3 separate regions of the Mus musculus genome follow, and regions 1 and 2 are each linked to region 3. The links are chromatin contacts, found by POLR2A ChIA-PET in ENCODE. All regions are on one chromosome and are shown on one strand. Each heading gives the region's core, a stretch centred on a gene start or an enhancer-like site at or near the end of the contact. The rest is flanking DNA. Distances are from core to core; before and after follow the strand shown. Region 1 holds the start of Rccd1 (RCC1 domain containing 1). Region 2 holds the start of Zfp710 (zinc finger protein 710). Region 3 has its middle 7.0 kb from the start of Sema4b.

The links. ChIA-PET counts read pairs that join two places held with the same protein, here RNA polymerase II (POLR2A).
Region 1: POLR2A ChIA-PET joins it to region 3 with 12 read pairs in embryonic stem cell. The contact joins the promoter of Rccd1 here to the enhancer-like site in region 3. POLR2A ChIA-PET finds 5 or more read pairs at or near these places in 3 of 5 experiments (Patski and embryonic stem cell).
Region 2: POLR2A ChIA-PET joins it to region 3 with 10 read pairs in embryonic stem cell. The contact joins the promoter of Zfp710 here to the enhancer-like site in region 3. POLR2A ChIA-PET finds 5 or more read pairs at or near these places in 3 of 5 experiments (Patski and embryonic stem cell).

Annotation. Positions count from the first base shown.
Region 1 is chr7:80,322,631-80,327,335 of GRCm38, forward strand. It overlaps Rccd1 (RCC1 domain containing 1), which reads right to left and starts at 1,824. Exons shown (of 9, transcript NM_173445.4): 1 at 1,120-1,824. Unc45a (unc-45 myosin chaperone A) reads right to left here. Exons shown (of 20, transcript NM_133952.2): 18 at 3,679-3,796; 19 at 3,383-3,538; 20 at 2,662-3,247. The coding sequence ends at 2,990.
Region 2 is chr7:80,023,249-80,027,782 of GRCm38, forward strand. It overlaps Zfp710 (zinc finger protein 710), which reads left to right and starts at 2,980. Exons shown (of 5, transcript NM_175433.5): 1 at 2,980-3,235.
Region 3 is chr7:80,189,404-80,193,739 of GRCm38, forward strand. It overlaps a transcript of Sema4b not described here. Among named protein-coding and RNA genes, the nearest start is that of Sema4b, 7.0 kb to the right of the region's middle. Within about 2 kb of position 2,173, at least 1 of the 3 ENCODE cell types and tissues checked has a DNase peak (open chromatin) inside an H3K27ac peak, as active enhancers do.

The DNA.
Region 1 (4,705 bases), core at 574-3,073, 130 kb after region 3:
TGTTTTTTTTTCTTTTTGTTTTTTTTTTTTCTTTCTTCTCTTTCTTGTTCAATATTCATATCTTAACTTGTCTACCAGGATTAGTTACCCACACACATGTTTCTTTCTGCAAAATAGGATGTCAGTTCTCAGGGAGGTCTTGAGAATTTAAACTCTACTTGGCCCCTACTCAAAATGGAAGTCTTTTTTTGTTTGTTTGTTTCAAGACAGGGTTTCTCTATATAGCCCTAGCTGTCCTGGAACTCACTTTGTAGACCAGGCTGGCCTCAAACTCTAAAATCCTCTGCCGCCCAACTGCTGGGATTAAAGGCGTGCACCACCACTGCCCAGCCAAAATGAAAGTCTTATTCCAAATAGTTCCTTATATTGGCTCAGGTGACTCTCTTACCTTGGGGCCCATCCCAGGGGCAGCTTACACTATAAAAGCTTATACACAGGTGCAGAAAGTGCTGCAGGGTGGTTGTTTCGGGTCCAAGGGTAACTATACAAAGTCGTTCTACTGACTTCTATCGTGATTGGTTTCAAGGGCACAGAACATAACTATATAATCAATCTTAGCATTAGAAAGTTCCTTAGGAACAGCACAAACATGAGAAAGTTTCTTTATAATGGCAGGCTGTCCAGGTAACGGTTACCTAGGCCTTAACCTTCCATCTAGGCCTTAACAGTGGTCTCTTTCTTTGCAACCCAGAACTTATTTCTATTACCACAAGGGAACTGTGAGGCATGTACGTGGGAGATCAGATACAACACTAGGATCTGAGGCCCACAGCTCCAGTCTCTTAGCCTTGAGAACTTTAACCCCGAGTCTCCATTCAAATTGACTCCATTTTTCTCTAGACTCCCAATCACACAGCAAGTGTGGAGCTGAGCCGTGTCCTATGGATTTATAAGCCTCGTCCCAACAAGAAGAATAAACACCTGGGACCTAGGTGGGCGTGCCTGTGCACCTGGATCCTATTGCACAACTTCAGTTTTACAAGGCGAGTGGGGACAGCACTGCTTGTATCTACCTAGCAGAACTGTTTGCAATAAATACAAATCAAAATTTAAGTGTAAACAGTCCTAGCTTAGTTTACACAGTAGAATTTAACGACGAAAATGACCATTGGCTCTTACCGGGTTTCAGAGGCATTTGGACAATTTCCACTGGACCTTACTCGGTCGTTTATTCAAGAAGTCTTTGCTGCGCCTTTCCTTTGACTTAATGTGATGACTATGGGTCCCAGGGAGCTCAGGCTGAAATTGGGAGACAGTCGCGCGGTTCAAAATGCAACGCCACTTCACTCGAATGGATCAGAATTTTACAGACACTCTCGAGCCTCTTAAGTCAGATCTGAGACTACAGCTCCTGGATCCCCAACCAAAGGAATCTTTCATCTTCCCATTAGCCTGTACCCTCAACTCATCAGGAAAGCCCTTTAAGCAGGAAACCTTGAAAGTGAGCAGCGCATAGTAATGTATGGCTCGGGGAACAGATGGCCGGCGGAGTAAAGCACTTTTTAAGGGCCTCCGCGCCAAGCAACGCGGTCATTCGGTGCGCCAGCTTTTCGGAGCCAATCGCAGGCACGAGCGGTGACGTCACCACTGGGGCGCGCCTGACCGGCACACATGCGCCGGGTTACCTGCCACCAGGCAGTAGGCTGAAGTCTCCTGTGCGCGCCAACAGCAGTGGACGCGGTTGGAACCACTGAATGAATGGATACTCTTGACGATCCGAGGGAAACGGCGGGCGAAGACCAAGCCCTGACACCCTCCATTCCCTTTGAACAAGGAAGGAGGTCGTTCACTACTGAACAAGCGCAGGACTGAGGGCCAAACAGGAAGCTGTAGTACTAGTGCCTTCACTGATTGGCCCAGGCTCTGTCACTTACTTGTACTGAGCCAATGAGTGCCAAGCCTGGACTCCAGCCTCTAAGAAACCGGTGTTCCTAGCCATATAGGGAATCTATTTGAGTCCTGTTTCTCCTTCAACCTGGCAGAGTTACAGAAAAATGTATTTTCCCCGAGGGAAGCGCACACTGACCCCAAATTCCAAACACAGACTGGGTAGAGATCACAGAAAACTCACAATATCATGACAAATGTATCCAAGGACCAGCATAAAAAAACGACACTGAAAAAAAAAAAAAAAAAAAAAGCTGGGCAGTGGTGGCGCACGCCTTTAATCCCAGCATTCGGGAGGCACAGGCAGGCGGATTTCTGAGTTCGAGGCCAGCCTGGTCTACAAAGTGAGCTCCAGGACAGCCAGGGCTATACAGAGAAACCCTGTCTCGAAAAAAAACCAAAAAAAAAAAAAAAAAGAAAGAAAGAAAAAGAAAAAACCAACCAAACAAACAAACAAAAAAAAAAAAAAAAAAAAAGACACTGAAATTTGATCAGCTTCCTAAGCTTTAGGCTAACTCACCAGGATTTAGAAAGAAACCAGCGTGGGTGTTGGCACTTGTAATTCCTACAACTCTTAACGGTTGAGAAAGGATTATCAGTTTGAAGCCAGCCTGTCCTACCCATATTAAGGCCTTGTCTACAAAGGTTCTCCATGGGCCCACTGGCTTCCTTCTGTTACAGCAACAGCGCTCTACAGCACACTTTGCTGATGTCCAGCTGTTGCTCCTGAGTGTCCCACCCTCAGCAGCCCCGCCTACAACAACAAACAGATGCTTTAGTTCCACAGAATTTATTAGCGGGGTGAGCCTGCTGGCAGGCTCTGATGATGCTCCCAGCATGTGAGGATGCTGTTGTGTCCTTCCTTCTTGATGCCCATAATCCTCAGGCTTGAATGGGATGTACGTCCCCCAGCCTCAGCTCTCTACAGTACAGACAGGGCCCTCCTGAGTGCTGGCAGGGCAGGGCTGTATGCTGTGTGTCCTGAGAACACCAAAGTGCAACTGTGGCAGCTGTGGAGGCGAGGCAAGTATCGAGCATCCCAGTGCTGACTCAGAGCTGTGAAGGGTGACAGATGCGTGAGCTGTGGGCCCCGGGCCGATCGTCACTCTCCGTCCTGGTTGGGTTGGATGAGTCTATATTCCACTGCTTTCTCCAGGCAGGCTGCGGCAGCCCTGGTGACTGGGCTCTCCTCGCCCTTGGCCAACACTGACAGGATCTCCAGGACCTCACTCTCCATCAGGGTGCCGGCGATCTCCTTCGAAGACTGCATCATGTTCAGCACCACCACGGTGCCCCGGTGCTGCAGCTCCTGGTTGGGGCTGAGGAGCAGGGCCTGCAAGATCTCCAGCCAGTGTGTGGTCTGTAGGAAACGGGCGGATGTGAAGACTGGCAGAAACCACATCTACGCTCTAGGAACTCCCCGACACAACAGCCATACCACCATGTAGGGAACTGCTAGCTCCTTCAGCCTCCCCCGCCCAGACCAGGTACTCACCACTTGAGGGATACGACTGCAGAGTGCGGGCCGCATGGAGGTGAGCATGGCCAGGCCCCCAGCAGCCGCCCTCCGCAGCAGCTCATCATCCTCGCCGCTGTACAGCACCAGCAGCTTCAGCCGGTCATTGCCCTGGGCCTCGAAGAGATCTTGCACCTGGGACAGATGGAGGCAAGGACCATGCTACCGGGGTTCAAAGCCTAGCCGAAGGGCAGGGCTGCTGGTACCTGTCATGGCAACCACCGGACCAACCCCGGCACCTGTCAGTCATGGCGACCGGCCAGACCAACGCTCACCTCTTTGCTCATGGCTAAGTTACACATGCACTCGGTAGCTGCGCGGCGGATCATCTCATGCTCCTCAAACATGTAGCCCTCAATCATGGGCACAGCCTTCTCCTTCAGGATCTTCTGCCTGCGGGGTGAAGGTGGAAGGACACGTATGACCAGAGTCTCCATATCCATAGGTGCCGCCCTATCCCGGGTGGCTGAGCCCTGAGCTCAGGTGCTCCCCTAGCAATGCCCAAAGACTCTGCTGTGCTGGTTAGGAACTGCAGTGCTTTCTAGCCTTCTGGCCTGGCAGGAAACAGCATGGGGTTGGGTTGTTTGTTTGTTTGTTTTTTAAGAGATTTATTTATTCATTATATGTAAGTACACTGTAGCTGTCTTCAGACACCCAGAAGAGGGCATCAGATCTGGTTACAGATGGTTGTGAGCCACCATGTGGTTGCTGGGATTTGAACTCAGGACCTTCGGAAGAGCAGTCGGTGCTCTCAACCGCTGAGCCATCTCTCCAGCCCCAGCATGGGGTTGTTAAGCATCCCGGAAGTTAGCAAAGCAGGGTGGTTATGAAGACGGCTCTGTAAACATCAACCGTTTGCGCACTGAACCTGTCCGAGCCGCTTGAACTATTTCACCTGGTACTCATCATAACCCCATGCTTGAATTACCTTCCTTAATGTAGAGTGCAGAGGTGGCTACCGTCACTATTTAGCCAAAGCAGAAACTGGGCCGCGTGGTGAGTGATGTATTCAAGGTCACAATTAGTACTAACAGCTAATAAATGTTCACTGTGACTACTGCCAGGGCCAGATACTATGAACTAATGGCTTTCAGGAGAGGTCAGGGAGGTGGCTTTTGAAACAGATTATAACCTAGCCTGGCCTAGAACTCACAGCCAAGAACTCTTCCTCCCTTGGCATGAGCCACAACACCCACTTGTGCCTGATAAAGAGTTTTACAAGCATTTTCTCAGCCAGCTCTCCACGCTCCTACTTCACGGGTTAAATAACTAACTCACAGAGAAGAAACTGAGGCAGAAGGA
Region 2 (4,534 bases), core at 1,730-4,229, 170 kb before region 3:
CCAACCCTGTCCCACTACCTGTGCCCACAACCCATAACCTCCCTCACTCCCTAGCTTGTACTCTGTATTACACCAAGTACTTGAAGTCTTTCTTTTTCTTTCTTTCCTTTCTTTTTAAAGACAGGACTTCTCTACAAAGTCTAGATTAGCTTGGGACTCCTTATGTAGACCAGGATGTGTCAAAGTCAGAGCTCCACCTGCGTCTATTTCTTCCGAGAGTGGGGATTAAAGGCGTGTATCACAGGTCTGGCTGCTAAAACTCAACTGTTCCTTGAGTTTAGAGGAATGTCCCTTCTTGCCCCGTAGGCAAATTGTTCTCTCCCAAGTTTTTTATGTTGTTTTGAGATAAGGTCTGTAGATCCAGGCAGTCCAGCAACTATGTAGACTAGGCTAGCCTTAAAGTCACCAAGATCTGCTTGCCTCGACTCCCCAAGTTCTGGGATTAAAGACCCGTGCCACAACACCTGGCTCCATCTCATGCTCTTGGCTGGCACATCCCTATTTATCTAGAAGTGATTTCCAGGAAACCTTCGCTGGCCAGCCTTGCCCAAGCCCCTGTGAGTTGCTTTCTCAATGCCCTCATAAGGCACCTAGCTACCTGTTGTCTCTCCCAGCCCCACCCCAAACCCCTTTTTTGAGGAGTCTCAGATAGCCCAGCCTAGAACTGGCTACATAGCTTGGGCTGACCTTGAACTTCTGCTCTTCCTGTCTCTACCTTCCAGAAGCTGGGATTTCAATCCATGCACAACTGTGCCTCCCTCTTTTTAGTTTTGTTGAGACAAAGTCTTGCCATAATGGCCTTGGCTAATATATTATTCAATATGTAGTCTGTGCTTGCCTAAAACTCCTGGCAATCCTCTTGTCTCAGCTTTCCAAGTGCTGGGACTACAAGTATGCACCAATGATGCCTGACTGAGGCCCAGCTCTCTCGGGCTCCTACCAGTTTGCAAAGCCAGAACAAGGAGATGGTGTCTCTGGTGGTTAAGTCCTTAGTTGCAGGCTGGGGAGCTGGCAGGAAGCAGGCACAGAAGCGAATGGTTGTTGAATGACTATTTGACTGTCAGAGAGGACTTTGTCTTTTTTTGAGAAAATATGACTTGGGTGTTCTGGAGAGGGCAGGTGATGACAGAACTGTGGCTTCCAGCATTCCCTGTTGGCTGGTGAAGGTGCTGAGGTCACTAGAGACCCAGTGTGCTGAGCCTGAAATCACGGGGTCCTTCTTGCTGAACCAAACTCTCTGGCTTCTGTTTTCTCACTCCTTGCCAGAAATAAATCATGTTCTGAGTGACTGGAGTCATTGCTCACAGCTCCGTGAGCTGGTGTAGGGTGGGGCGAGGGGCAGTGGCCTTGGGGCTCCTGTCATTAAAGACCCAGGCCTTTGGGCTGGGGGGAGGGGAAGGAGTGGCTGGTCCTATCCCTGGGAGGCTGCAGTCATTGGGGGAGAGACAATGGGGCTCTGCATCTGCTCCTCGCTGGGAGAAGGGACCCTCCAGTGAAAAGCCAGGGAGAGCAGGGAAGTGTGGGAGGAATTGATGAGAAGGGGTGGAGCCAAGGAGATGCAGCCCGGAGGAAGGAGGGAAGGGGAAGGAAGAGCGCAGGGAGGGGAGAGGATCCAGGCTTCCCTTCAGCTCGGTGACCTGGTCCGGAGCCACAGCTTCCCTCGCTTTGTCTGGGCCCGCCGAGACCTCACGTTTCTCGCCCAGCTGCAGCCCCAGTCCAAGGGCCAGGCATCCAGCAGGTGCTCAATACTTACTTGGGAAAATAAGAAATGTGGCCAACTTTGCTCTGGGAACTTTTCCCCCGTGTTGTCTCCACTCCTCTGGAGAAGCCGAAGACAGAGCTGGTCTTGGGAGCACGCCCAGGCGCCCCATGAATAATTGACCCTTGGTGGCGACACTGCCCCGCTCTGTCCGCGGGCTCCGTACCCGCCCATGCGTCGGAGTCGAGCGGCGCAGCTCTTGAGTGGCGGGTGTCCGGGAGGTTGGAGGCGGGGTGTCCGGCCTGTCCCAGAGCTGGGAGGAGGCCAGGCTATGCCGAACCCCGGGCCCCGCGGGGAGCCACAAGGGCCCAGACCTCAGCGAACGACCACGCCTCGGCGCCCTCCAGCAGTGCACCCCGGGGTCGAGCCTAGGCCCTGGGCTTGGGGAGGATGCGAGGGACCCCGAACTCCTCTGAACCCCATTCGCACCCGGGTCCCGGTGATAGCAGCCGGGGCCGTTCCCTCGAGTCTGACCGTCCAGGGCTCTGCGAACAGCTGTTTAAAGGCTCTTTACTGTTGAGGGCTCTGCGGCGACGTTTGCTCTAAGTCCCATCTGCCCACTTAAAAAATATATTAAGTGAAGAGCACCCCCAGCTTCCACCCCTGACTGGGGAGGGGGCAGGTTGAGCCCTAACCCGTATTCGGAAGGACTGGCCACTCGGGCTCCCCCGACCCCAACCCCCATTAGCTCTTATTTGGGATAGGGCACCCCAGACTTCCTGGGGGCTGCTCTCTGGAGCCCCCTTTGTGCCTGGCAGGGACAGCCCCCCCATTTCCATGCGAGGTTCTGACGCTCCCTTCTCCCCCGCTTGTTAATCTTTGTTCCCCTTTTCTGCTGAGAGGAGGGGAAAAAAAAGAGGGAGAGGGCGAAAGAAAAGAAGGAAAAAGGCGTGACTCGATTTTCAAACGAAACTCCCACAGCAAACAAAACCCTTTTAGAGAAATAAAGGAGGAAGGAGGAAGAAAAGAGGGAAGGGGAAGAAAAAAAAGAGAAGCCTCCAGGCTTGCAATTCGAGTAGGAGAGTTGCAGCGAGAGAAAGAAAGAAAAGAAGAAAAATCCTCTCTGCGGTAGAAAGAGAAAAAGAAAACTTGGGCCGAGGAGAGGGGGGTGCTGGGGGGGTGGAAGGAAGTGAGAAAACAAAAGAGAGATAAAAGGGCTGCTTTTCTGTCTCTCTTCCTCTGCGAGCAGGCTTAGGAGGAGCTGTTTAGCATCCCTTCACGTCAGCCCTGCCTCATTCCCTTCTTCCAGGGAGGGAGAGAGCGCGAGCGAGAGAGCGAGCGAGCGCGAGAGAGAGCAGGAGGGAGAGAGAGAGGGGGGGAGAAAGAGAGGAGCCGGAGGGAGGGTGGCAGAGCAGGGCGGGCGCGCGTGGAGGCGGCGCGCAGCTGCAACCCGGGCGGTGGGCAGCAGGAGCCCCCGGCCCGCCCGGCCCGGCCAGCCGAGGGCCCCCAGCGCGAGGAGCCGCGCCCGGACCCAGGGTGAGTGTCCCGCGAGCCCGCGGCCCCGCCAGCCCCCGGGCGGCCCGCGGCGGGGTGGCTGGGGGGCGCGGGGGTGGGTCGCTGCGGCCGCGGTCGACCCGCCCCCCGCCTCTCCCCGGGGACGGCGGCGCGCAGGCAAACATGTCGTCTTTTCCTTTCACTTCCACATTCCCTCATGCCGGAGAGCTGGAGCGAGAGAAGGGGAAAGAGAGAGAGATGGCGTCTGGAGGGGGGGAGGAGGAGGGAGGAGAGGGGGAAGGGAAGGAGAGAGGAGAGAGAGAGACAGAGAGAGAGAGAGAGGAGAGAGAGAGAGAGAGAGAGAGAGAGAGAGAGAGAGAGAGAGAGAGAGAGAGAGAGAGAGAGAGAGAGAGAGAGAGAGAGAGAGAGAGAGAGAGAGAGAGAGAGAGAGAGAGAGAGAGAGAGAGAGAGAGAGAGAGAGAGAGAGAGAGAGAGAGAGAGAGAGAGAGGCACAGGCAGAGAAGCAGCAAAATGAAAGGAAAGCGCGGCGGTAGCGTGGGAGGCCGGGGAGGCGGCGGCGGCGGTCTCCGGCCCGCACGTGGGTGTCGCGGCGCTCGGGGATGCTCCCCCCGCACCCGGCCCGGGACTCAAAGTTTCACCCTTCGCCGCCCCGCCCCTGCGGCTGCCCACAAACTTTTTACTCCGGGAGCGGGTGGGGTGGCCGCGCGGCCCGGCCGGCAGGGTGGCTAGGGCTCAGCGCGCAGCTGGCGTGCCGGGCGCCCCTCGAGGGCAGCGGGCGTCACCAGCGCGGGACCCCGGCCCACCTCGGTGGCCCCGTCTCCGACCTGTTGAAGGCGCACCCCCCGGGCCGGGAACCGGTGGGCAGATCCCCACGGCAGATCTCGAGCCTCCCGTGGCTCGGCCTCCCTTCCTCGCCGCCCCCTCTCCCTCTCCTCGCGGTCATTTTCCTAATTGGACGGAGCTGTGGGGCGTGATCGTCGGCGTCAGACGGAGGAGCCCCCCGAATCGGGTGGTCTTCCCTCCACGACTCTCAGACCCCACCGAGCCGGCCTCGGTGCTACCCCCCACCCCTCCGCCCCAGCTGCGGACTTGCTAACTCGTGCGTAGCGGGTTGTTGGTTTTCTTTCTTTTTTTTTTTTTTTTTTCAACTTGCCTTTTAAGATGACTTTTATGGTCCCTGCAACTGCTTCCCTCCAGTCTAAACTGTAGTTTGGGAAGATTTAAGAGGCCAGGGAGGTGCTTGTGTGGGCTTTAACTAATCCAAAACGGTCATTAATGTATCTCTACGCCCTGCGTGATGGTTCCGACCAGGCCGAGCAG
Region 3 (4,336 bases), core at 923-3,422:
CTGCCAGGCTTGCTGTGGCTACTACCTTTGTCTGAGACAAAGGAATGAATGAGGGAAAGTGTCTAAAGAAAAGTCGTCCAGGATGGGGTGTCTCTGCAAAGAAACATTCTACGAATCCTGATGAATTATGAAGTCCTTGTCTGCAGCAACCTTGGTCCTTTCCGTCAGTTTGACTCATGCTTAAAAGGCAGCAAGTGAACAAGAAATAGTATTAGCTGAATGGAAGGAGGGAGGGGAAGGAGGGAGAAAAGAAAGACAGCTACTTATATCATCAAAAGTGGAGCCAGTTTGCACGTTGAGACAACACCTGGCTGAAATTCTGTTTCCTGGTGTAGTGATCACGTGACTTACGAGCCAACAGATCCCTTGGCCCCAAGTCTTCACCTCCAATACATGTGGCCTTAGGAAGCCCCTGAACTTCTCTGTACAGCTTGTTATCTGTGTAGTGGGATTTCCCTCTGCTGTGAGGGTTAAAAATTATTAAGTGTGAAAAGATCAGCGTAATGCCTCACTTAGAGTCAGTACTGAGGGAAATATTACCTGAATGACTGTCAGGTTTGATTTAGGTAGGGGGGAGGTTGCCAAATACTTCATGTGGAAATTACACAGGTATTCCAAAGGAAGGATGGTTTCTCTTTACCGAATAAGGGCAAATTTTGTAAATTCCTTGCTTCTGAAGATGAGCACATTTTAAAGAAATGGTTATAACTGGGTGTGGTGATACACACCTGTTATTCCAATCTCTTAGAAGGCTGAGGCAGGAGAGTAGTTAGTTTGTGGTCTGCCTGAGTCAAGTTCAAGGCAAGTTTGAGACAGTAAGACCCTGTCTTGCCACCACCAACAACAATAACAAAAAAAGAAAAAGAAAAGAAAAGAAAAGAAGAGAAAGAAAGAAAGAGAAAAAGAAAAAGAAAGAAGGCAAGGTTCATTGTTTTTCCATCCTGAGACAGGGTTTCTCTGTGTAGCCCTGGTGGATCTGGAACTCAAGTTGTGGATCAGGCTGGCCTCAGGCTGGCCTCGAACTCACAGAGATCCACTTGGTGGTGGAAGGCATAGGTCATATACCTAGGCGAGGAACTGGAAGCTCACAGCATCGTGATGGAACTCTCCATCTCCTCTCTCAAGGATTGTGAGAGCCGTGGGGAGCGAGCGACACATAGCCTGCTCCAGGATCCTCCCGCTGAGTCCAAGCCCCAGAGATCCTGATATGCCACATTCACAGGGCTCTATCTGGCAATAGGATCCCTGGGATTTTTCTAGTCTTGCCAGAGGGACCCAGCCAAGCTCGAGGCTTATAACATCTCCCTATGAGTGACCTGATAGCACTTCTTTAGGATGGCAAGTGAGCATGCTTCCATGGTATGGCCACCCTGGCACAACAGGTTGATGTTGGAGTTTCGGGAGACCAGTAGCAACTCATCTTCATCTCCACCACGCCCCCAAGGCTCGCTTGTCCCTGCTTCTCTTGGTTCAGTATGGCAGCCAACGCTGTGTGCGGGAGGTGTGTCAGCCAGGATGATTTAAGACGACAGAAACTTTGGAGCTAAAGAGCTCCTCTTCTGTGGGAAGGAAGAGGGAACTGAGGAGCCTCAAGTCTCTGGGAAGGAAGCTTGGTTTTCTGGGGACTGAGGCATGGCGCTGGCCTTCATAAGAGGTCTGGGGGTCAGAGTAAAGTGGATCTAGAGGGAAGAATTTGATGGCAAATTGGAAGAGAGGTTTTTATTTTTCAATCTTTACTCTTTTGAGATAGGGTCTTGCTAAGTAGTTCTGGCTGGCCTGGAACTCAATCTGTGACCTAGGCTGGCCTTGGGATTTACAGGTATCCTCCTGCCTCAGCCCCTCAAGGACCACAAGCATGAGCCTGTGTCTGGCTCTTTGACTTGAGATCTTGAGTTGAGAACATGGTTTCCTAAGCTGGACTGGAGGCTGAGCCTCTGCTAGGTCCTTAACCTTCTGACCCCATCCCCACCTGGCCTAGGATCCCGCCTTCCCGCCTGAGTAGCTGCAGCTATCTGAGAGCGATCTGTCAGTTTCAGGGGTCACCCCTGTCCCCCTGACTGGGCAGGCCTATAGTCACAGACAGCACCTCCTGAACTCCTGTAGGGAGCACAGGAGTGACAGTGGCAATTTCATGTTTCACCCTGTCTGGGCAGGGACAGGCTGAGCCCTGCTGGTTGCACCACAGCCCTGTAGAGTGGGGGGATCCCCTCCCAGGGAGTGGCCAGCTCAGGTCCTAACAGGCCCAGTGGGGGCGGCGCTGTGTGGTGGGCTGCTTGCCACAGTAGGCACGCCCAGGGCTTGGGCTGGGCGGGCTGGTTCCTTCTCTTCAGGAGAGTTGCAGCCTCAGCACCACGTATGCAGGAGGCAGCTGAACCTGAGGGAGGACTAGGAAGGGGCTTGCTTCTCCAAGGGCTTCTAAGATGTCAAGGCCATGGGGTTCCTTTCAGATGGAGAGTCTATACCAGCCTGGGACATGGGGCGTTCACTCTGCACAGTGTGCTGTCTTTATAGGTGCTATCTTGTCATGTTCCCTAACCATGTCATAAAGGACTATATATAGTATTACTATCACAGGAGAAGCAGCTAACTATGGTCCACTTAGGACCCGTATATAATGGGTAGTGATGCATTCTTCTCTATTGTATGCTCCGCCACTGAATTCTACCTTTTTACGGGGCACATATTCTGGGTAGGGAGTGGGGAGCACAGCAAAGGGCCTGTAGGGAGAAGCTGGTTTGGGAAGAAATGGGGCAGTTGTCAGACCCCATGGAAAGCTTTCTGAGAGAGCTGAAGACAGTGTTGATTCTGACCCTGGATGGGTGCCCTCTACTGCAGAGGGTGCTGCCTTTCCCAAGGAAGTGCCCAGCTCTCAGGCCTGGCAATCATTGGAAGATTTAAAAGCACACACGGACTGTGTCTGCTGCTGTGACTTCCTCATGTAAATGTACTGCTGCTGCAGCCCAAGTTGCTGCCTGGCCCCTGGGGAGGAGACATAGCCTCGTGCCTAACCGGGGCAGGGTGGGGAACCGCAGCTGCAGGTTGGCATAAGAAGAGGGCTCGGGGCTACGAGGGGATGGTGGCAGGGGGCCAGGGCCTAGACAGCTGGGCCACAGCCAGTTCACATCTGAGAGACCTTGCTAGGCAGCCTGCCAGTCTGTACGCGGTGGTGGGGGAAGGGGTGGGAGGAGCCTGAATGTTGCCCAAGGAAGGGTGGGCGGGACCTTTGGGTTCAAGCTCCACTGGGCTTGGCAGGAGGCTCCTCCCCCGCATGGCCACAAACAAAGCTACAACTCCAGAGTAACTGTGGGAGTCCAGCGCCTAGCTCCCCTGGGTGGGAGTCAGAGGGGGCAGACCTGGCAAGAGCCCTTTGGCAGGTTTCCTGCATGCCCAAGGACATCTTACTGCGTGCACCTGGGCAGAGGCTGAGGGGCGAGTGTGGACTGTGATAGGCTGGCTGTGAGGCAGCGAGAGGGGAGGCTCAGGCAGATGTGTTCGCTCTTTTTCTGGTTTCAGTCTTTCTTGCCATAATTTCCTCTTTCTTCTCTTGAGGCTTTCTACTACTGTTCTGTCAGTGTGTGTTTCTTCCACTTGGTTCTTCAGTCCTGGTCTGCTCCCCTACTCCCTCGTTTTTTACCTCCCATGCTAACAGGTATAAAATACAAGCTTCTAGCGGGACACAGTGGCACACCCTACATTCCCAGCACTGAGAAGGCGGAGGCAGAAGATCTAGAGTACAAGGCCAGTGTGGGTTATATAGCAAGTTTTAGGCCACCTTGGCCTATGTAAGTGAGACTATCAAAAACCAAAGAGCTTAAATAAAGCAAAATGCATAGATCTTAAGATCATAAAGCTCAGTACAGGGGCCTGGTGAGATGGCTCAGCGGTTAAGAGCGCCAACTGCTCTTCCGAAGGTCCTGAGTTCAAATCCCAGCAACCACATGGTGGGTCACAACCATCTGTAACAAAAATCTGATGCCCTCTTCTGGAGTGTCTGAAGATAGCTACAGTGTACACACATATAAATAAATAAATAAATAAATCTTAAAAAAAAAGCTCAGTACATTTGCAAACACTTGAAAATCCAACACTACATCAAGATATAGAATCTGTCATCTCTAAAGTTTCTATATTTGCCTAGGAGGCATGTGCCCACTGGACTCTGACATCTCTCACCACACAGCAAGTTTGTCTGGGTGCCTGATGCTACACCTCCTCCTCCTCCTTCTCCTCTTGGTTTTTCCAGACAGGGTTTCTCTGTGTAGCTCTGGCTGTCTTGGATCTCTCTCTGTAGACCAGACTGGACTCCAACTCAGAAATCCACCTGCCTCTGCCTCCC